3 separate regions of the Homo sapiens genome follow, and regions 2 and 3 are each linked to region 1. Evidence: chromatin loops called from intact Hi-C (ENCODE). Cell type or tissue: heart left ventricle. All regions are shown on one strand.

The links. Peaks named below come from ENCODE experiments on the same cell type or tissue, not always from the same donor. Only the 100,000 strongest peaks of a DNase experiment are listed, where the experiment ranks them.
Region 2: a loop joins it to region 1, with 2.1 times the contacts of the local background. A loop is called at or near these places in 17 of 110 quality-filtered maps.
Region 3: a loop joins it to region 1, with 3 times the contacts of the local background. A loop is called at or near these places in 10 of 110 quality-filtered maps.

The regions. Positions count from the first base shown.
Region 1 is chr14:68,523,015-68,525,514 of GRCh38, forward strand. It overlaps LOC124903334 (a long non-coding RNA gene), which reads right to left. Exons shown (of 3, transcript XR_007064223.1): 2 at 1-2,500. It also overlaps a transcript of RAD51B not described here. Among named protein-coding and RNA genes, the nearest start is that of RAD51B-AS1, 160 kb to the right of the region's middle. In heart left ventricle, a CTCF peak has its summit at 1,205; no DNase peak of the experiment used is centred here; H3K27ac peaks cover 1,688 bases.
Region 2 is chr14:68,770,597-68,773,096 of GRCh38, forward strand. No RefSeq gene overlaps it. Among named protein-coding and RNA genes, the nearest start is that of ZFP36L1, 21 kb to the right of the region's middle. In heart left ventricle, no CTCF peak of the experiment used is centred here; a DNase peak (open chromatin) is centred at 1,285; H3K27ac peaks cover 2,500 bases.
Region 3 is chr14:67,942,505-67,945,004 of GRCh38, forward strand. All of the region lies in intron 7 of RAD51B (RAD51 paralog B), which reads left to right. Among named protein-coding and RNA genes, the nearest start is that of RAD51B, 120 kb to the left of the region's middle. In heart left ventricle, a CTCF peak has its summit at 1,542 (motif pointing right); no DNase peak of the experiment used is centred here; H3K27ac peaks cover 563 bases.

The DNA of each region.
Region 1 (2,500 bases):
AGAATGCTTCCCCTTCAGCTGAAACTTGGTAAGATAAAGTGAATCCCCGGGGACCCTTTTGTTTTGGTGTACATATTTGAGGAATTTTTGTGGCCTGTGTTCCATTTGGAGTTAAGGTTCTTGGTCCCTGAAGTTCTTCCAGGCTTGGTGGTAGAAGCTGGCAATTCAGAGGCAGGCTGTGATGAGAGTAGAAAGCGGATACCAGGCATGAGGGCAGAGGAGAGCAAGTGGCCCTGCCCTGGGATGGGAAGCCTGAGGGCTTTTTTACAGTCCCCAAGGAGAGTTCCCTGACATTCAACACTGCCACAAGGCGCAGAGTGGAAAGTGGAGTTGGGGCATGGTGGGGTTGAAGCTGGATTAGAATGGACTTGGCCAAGATCTGTTCGTGATGTCTGGGGTGGCCTTTTGGATTAACAGGATTTGATTCACTGTGAAGGCAACGTAGCACTGTCTGGGAGGTTCCCTTTTGAGTTTGGGTGAGAATCAGGAAGACAGCCAGCACCAAAGAGCCCTGAGAGAACCCACTATGCCTTATTTACATCCCTAACCCAAACTGGATAGAGGAGCTTTCTCTTGGCCCTGGCATAAGTGCCCGGCTTTCCATCTGCCTATCATTTACCCCCTCAACAGTGGGCTTTGATGTCTACCCTCCACTACAAGAAAAAGCATTTGTAGGAATGCCTCTTGGTGTATGTGGGGGACTGCCCCTTAGTATAGGGAAAGTTGTCCTCCATACACAAAGGTTTTGTATCCTGCAAGTGCTGTATTTTCTATCTGTGTTTGGTTGAAAAAACAAAAACCTACATATAAGTAGACCCAGGCAGTTCAAGTCCATGTTGTTCAAGGGTCAAATGTATTCCTATAAAGCAAAACAAAGAAGCATATTGCTTAGGAATGTGTCTGTCGTGCTCAAAATGGAGTGAATATCAATGGTCTGGTGGCATCAAAATGGCCAGTTCTGTGACAGTAAAAGAGGTTTGTGTCTTATTTAATCTTTTGATAATAATAACAGCTATGGTGTATCACAGCTTTACCAAGTACCAGACACTGTTCTAAGGGCTTTGCATGGTTCACTCACTCCTTACGTCATCCCTCGGTGGCAGGTGCTGTAATTATCCTTATATTGCAGACAAGGACATTGAGACAGAGGTCAAGCCACCTTCCCAAGGGCACACATGGCATCTGCACTGCTCCTGACCGACCGACAGAGAGAGCTGCTGTCACGATCCTCAAATGAGCTATGCATGTCAAAAGTTTAAAAATAAAAAAGATAAAAACATGCACAAAATTTAAAAAGTAAACCATTTCAGGCTGGACAGACTGAAACTGAGAGATGGCCAGAGAAGAGTATGAAAGATAAATCTATGGACAGAGTAAACCCTGACTGGCTTGAAATTAGGGCCCTTACTCCTCCACACTCCTGACGGGTTGGTTCAAGACCAAGAAATAGAAGCACATTGTGAGTTCTACGCTGCTGCCCTGGGAAACACACAGGCTAAACACACCCACAGGCTCGAGCTGGCTTTGAAGTTGTGCCTAACAGATCCGAGATGCATGATGAAGGAATGTTCTGGATGCGTTCTTCTGAGATTTTAGAACTGAGTTAACTCACGTTCTCCTACAAACTGTCCCTTGTAGTCGCTGTTCAGAAGGATTCCAGGCTGCCTGTGTCAATGATTTGACCCCACAGGATGGTTCTTTTTTAGGTTCTGACAGGGAGCAGAAATGAGTTTTTTGACTCAAGAAGATGGACGTAGCTGTAGTTCTTTAAAAACCATTTATGTGATTTCCAGTGTTTTCTCTGAGGCAGGTCTCCAACGATTTCTCTCCAGCATGTGGCAGAGACCACCAGCTGCTTAGCAGGCCCTCAACTGGGCCAAGAATGTTCGTGATAGGGGTTTCCACCCTTTCCATCTGTGGCCTGTGATAGGCAGAGTAATGGCCTCCCAAAGACGTCCAAGTCCTGATCCTTTGAACCTGTGCATATGTTACATGGTGAGGGAGAATTAAGGAAGCAAAAAAGGTGCTAATCAGTTGGCTTTGGGATAGAAAGCTTGTCCTTGGCCAAGCATAATCACAAGGGTCCCAGTATGTGGAAGAGAGAGGCAGAAAACTCAATGTCAGTAAAGCGATGTAAGAAAGACTCAATGGGCCATTATCAGCTTTGGAGATGGAAGGGGCCATAAGCCGAGGACTGAGGGCCACCTCTAGAAGCTGGAAAAGGCAAGCAAATGGATGTTCCTCTAGAGCCTCTAGAAAGGAACATCGCCTTCCAGATGTCTTAATTTTAGCCCAGTGAGACCCATGTCAGACTTTTGGCCTCCAGAATTATAAGATAAATTTTCCTTGCTTTAAGCCATTCCATTAGTGGTAACTTTTACAACAGCAATAAGAAAGTAATTCAAAGTTATCTGGGTTTTCAACCCTCAGGTCATAGGACCTGGAGGACATTGTCCCATGAGCTGGGAAGTGAAAATCATGGTGGTCACCTTAGCATCCT
Region 2 (2,500 bases), 250 kb after region 1:
CACCAAATCAGTGTGATTAGGGACACTGTGGCAAGTTAGTGTTCTGGCTTGGCCTCAGGGTCCCGTGGAGACAGGTCCAGCGGTGCTTCAGCCCTGGGCTCAAGCTGTGGCAGGGAGAGAGGCAGTCCAGCGGCAGCAAGGATGGGAAGAGCAGCTGGACACTCAGAGCATCGTCACCACAGCAGAAGGCAAACTCCAGCCCTGCCGCTCCCCTCTCCTCCACTTTGCTAAAACAAGCCAGAGAAGAACTGCAGGCCTTCCCAGAGGACCCTCACCTGCCAGCCTCTCTAGCAAGTCTGAATGGAGGCCCCTCCCTGTCTACTTAGCCCTCTCCAGTGGTCCGGCACTACATTCCTCGCTCTATAATTTCTTCTACCTTGATCTTTAAGCGTTTTCTTGCCTGTGTAATCATTTCACCTTTCATGCCTGTTAGTGCTGTTTCTGAAAGAAAAGGGACTGTGTCATAGTCATAGCTGCACCCCGGGTAATATCCACAGACACATAGTAGATCTCAGGAAATGCTTGTTCTGAGAGTGGCTGGGCAGGGTAAGTTAGAACCCACCCCGGTGCTCCCTGCTCTTTCCCCACGCTGCTACCAAAGCACCAGCCCTCCCACCATCACCTTCTCTGTTTCCCTGCCTCTCTGCACTGAGAGTCCTGGAGTCAGCACTCCTGTCCACTCACATTGGAATCCTCCTTGCCTAGCATGGTGGCTGGCACATAACTGTTATTGGTATTCACTCATTTCACATTTATTCCACGCCTTCCATCATGTATGTCTTAGAATGCTTTCTACACAATGTCTTTGATTTTTCAACAACAACTCCATAAGAGTCCATAAGGTGGGTATTCTCCCGTTTTACAGCTGGAAAAACTAAGGCAAGCAGAAGTTAAATGCCTTGACCAAGGCCAACCAGTGTGGCAAAATGTCTTGACCGAGGCCACCCAGCGTGGCAAGGAGAAGTTCAATGCCTTGACCGAGGCCACCCAGGCAGAGGCAAGATTCAAACCCAGGCCTCTCAGGTACCCAAAGCCTAGTTCTCTCTTGTAGACCGGCTGCTTCTCCAGCCTCAGGGTGAAAGCTCCTCCCATCCAAACATTCAAACTGTGGGTTACAGCGTGTCACTTCAGTGGAAAGTCTGTTTCTCCTCGAACCCAGGGAGAGGTCTCGGGGAGCTGCAGCCTGGAGCTTTCTACCGCTTTCTACCGCCCATGTTGGGAGCATGGGAAGCGGGTGTTTTTCTTGCTTGCGGCCTTGGTGGCCATTTCCTACAGTGTATCCGCACTGGAGAATGACAGGAAGAAGTGGCTTCCGGCTGGTGCAGGGAGGAGCCTGCCTCTGCCTGCCCTACAGAGAAGGGATTTTTTTTTTGCTCCAAAGCAGCAGCCACTCTGCCTTGCCCTTGGACAGGGAACACAGGAGAACTAGGAAATGATGAGTTTGGGGTAGTTATTACATTTGTTTTTAATACAATTGATTAAGCTTATATAATTTCATCTTTAATAATGGCTGTGTTTAACCGCTGATTTCCAAAATGCCTGAAAATCGAGCAATCAGTGCTCATGAACCAATATTATATAGGACCAATTACTTCTCAGGGCTGTTGTAAATCCAAATACCATAATGTCAGTGTTCACCAGCAGGTTGCTGGAACCAGCTGTGTGACCTTGGGCAAGCTTCTTAACCAGCATATGCTTCAGGTCTTGCCCATCTGTAAAATGAGACCATTGTGAAGATAATAGGATATATATATATATGTAAAGAACCTAGCCAGGGTAGACTGGGTGAGGTGGCTCACACCTGTAATCCCAGCACTTTGGGAGGCCAAGGTGGGTGGATCGCTTGAACCCAGAGTTTGAAACCAGCCCTGGCAACATAGGGATACCCTGTCTCTAAAAAAGAAATAATAAAATAAAATAATAAAAAAGAACCTGGCCAGGGTGGGACCAGGGTGACAGCGGCACTCACAAAGGACCAGGCACTCAGTCTCAGGGTCAGCAGCTGAATGCCTCCTTAAATTTTGTACACTAGGCCCCTCGCTTGCCTGACACTTGTCTGAGCCCCACTCTTGGCACATAGTAGGTACGTGCTATTATTTACTACAAGAGCTTCAAGGAGGGTGTAACCTAACAGCAATGTAAAGATGAGGAAAGTTATCTAATAATACATGAGAAAAACACCAGCGTGGCACATTGTCCTGGGACATATGGTAGATACCCAATGAGCTTTTCAGATAATGAGGGTTGTATTTCAGCAATGAAACCCACAGCCTGCTGAGGAGACATCTCTAGAAGATTCAGGGCTGTCTCTGAAAACACCTGCGACAAGCAAAAATTTCTTTGCGTTGTTTTGAAAGATAAAAAATACTAATCTTCAAAATGTACTTCCTGCTGCATAGTAGGTAGATAGGCACCGTAAGATTGCTCTCCCCTAACAGTGCTTCTAGTGAAATTAACAGCAGGGGATGATGGGCCTGTTAACCCTGCAGCTTCCCAAGTT
Region 3 (2,500 bases), 580 kb before region 1:
TGGTGAAATCTGCTGATGACACCAAATTGTTTTTGCTGATCCAAACAAGGATTTCTGGGAAGCTTCTTCAGAGTATTTGGAATAGTAGAAGAATTGAGAAATATGGTGGCAGACACACTGAACTTAAAGTGAAGGTTTACGTGAAGTAGCAGGAGTAACGTCAATACGTTGAAGTTACAAAGCCTGCCAAATCTTCCAAAAGGAAGATTACGGAGTCTATAGTTTCATGAAAGGAAGACTTAAGACAAAGAACATTTATACATATAGCAAATGAAAACTATTATGGGAATAGTTGCAATTATAAAGTTCAGTGACTTAAAAATATGATGTCTGAATTTCTTTTTAAATGTCAGCAGTAGTATATCTAAATAGGTGTTGTTTCTCTCGAAATGGTCATAGAAGATTATATACCCATTTTATGCATGCTCCTTTCTTGGTACGTTCTTTTGTCAGTTTTCTGTGGTGGCAGGTCTTTATTTTGCAGGCTGTTTTGAATTTTGAAACAGTCAACTGTCACTTAAAGCCAAGTGTGATAAATAAGATGGGTGGTCAAACTAAGTAATAGATTTAAATATATTAAATATATTAAATGAAATATAAAGTAGTAAAACTTATTTTCTTTTATTGCTTTCAAAAGTGATTCTAAAGGACATTACCAATGAGAAATTGCAAAAATGTTTGTGTACTAATAGTGTTAGATTAAGTTCTTGGTTGATAGATTTCACAAACATCACTTATTTAGATATGTAAGTTACAGGGCTTGTACTAATACACATTTTATTATATTGGAGACAAACCATGTTTATAAGTGACCTTTTTAAAATGTTTTCTTTATGCTCCCTAAATATACACTTAGGGAGGAAGAAGGAGGTTTTGAATTAACTGGAGATTTCCCTAATGTGTTGAATTTTTCTGACTAAAGCCTACATTTTTGTAAAGAAAAAGACCCTGTGGGATAAAAAATACGATAGGCACTATCACAGGAGCTGTGGGCTGGCCATCTATATCCATCCATCTATCTATTATTCCACCCATCCCTCCATCCATCCATCCATTTATTTAATTAAGTTATTTTTAACGGTTGGCTCTGGAGTTGACATTCATTTATTTTAAAAGAACAGTGAATCATAGCTCTTTTCCTCAAGATGCTTGCTTTTATTTGCATGGTGGCATATTGATTAAGTACTCAGAACACTATTTGACATATGGTAAGCCCTCAATAAAAGTTTGTTATTATTATGACTGTACTTCTCCCCTCTAATGTATAGAGGTAAACATTTTGGTTCCTATTGTGACACGTGGGTTATAATGAGTTAGGGCCTACTTAAGAAGAAAGTGGAAAGAAAGCGGGTAAAATTGTTGCTCAGATACTAGCATGTGGGTGGAGATATAGATATAGATATAGGTATAGATATAGATAGTGTAGGTATTTACATCTAAGTATATTGTATAAAGTGACGGATTCTGAATTTGCTACATTTCTCATTTCTTCAGCACTCTGGGATAAAACCAGCAAAAATGATGTGATCTGAACAGACACAGTAGATGGCGCTGTAGGACTTAGTTTTTAAAGAAAACAGTACAGCCAGGGGGAGTGGGGGCATGGAGTGGGAAGAAAACTAAAGCACATTTTAATGGGCTCTTTTGTACCACCAAGACAATTTCATCTTAGAGTACGTGCCTCTAAGAAGTAAAGATTTTTTTTTTTTTTTTTTTTTGACAGAGCTGGAGAATAATTTTAGGAAAACTAAATCTCCCTGTTGCTATGTTTGTGCCAGCTTTGTCACTTGGAAAGTATTAGTTGTTTTAAGCCACAAATATATAAGGAAGTTATTTTCTTTCAAAACATTGCCTTATTTATGAGGGTTTTGTTTGTTTGTTTTAGCTGTCTTTGTCTCTGTATTTTAATATTTTTGCTCCTAGCTTTTTTGGCCCTTTGTTGTTTCATAAAAACGTGGTTGTAAAGTTAATTTGAACCATATCAATATGACTATAATGTCATATTTTAAAATTCAGCTATATTTTAATAGGCCTTAAAAATACAGGTTTACATTAAAGAGTAACATAGTGTTTTTGATACTACCGTAGTGTGTTTATGTACTTGATCTTATTTAATCTTAGTACTAATTGTATGAATTTTATTATTCACTTTTCTAGGTAAATAAACTATATCAGAGATACTTAGTAACTTGCCAAGCTCACATACCTAGTGGTTGAACTAGTAGTTGCTGCAAGAGTTTCGCCAGCATATTAAAGTTGTATTTTTTGAGCACTTACTGTGTGCCAGGCAAGCTAACCACTGGAAATACTATAGTGTCCAAAGCTGACCTGGACCCTGCCCTTATGGACCTTACAGTTATTAGATACCCCACAGACATTTTTTGAAATCTGCTGGATTGAGAGTGGGTCATGAAGATGAATTTGAATCATTGTGATTGTTGGATAAGCCAGAGAGCCCTTTCACCAAAAAGAAAGTAAGAATCATACCTACCTTGAATAT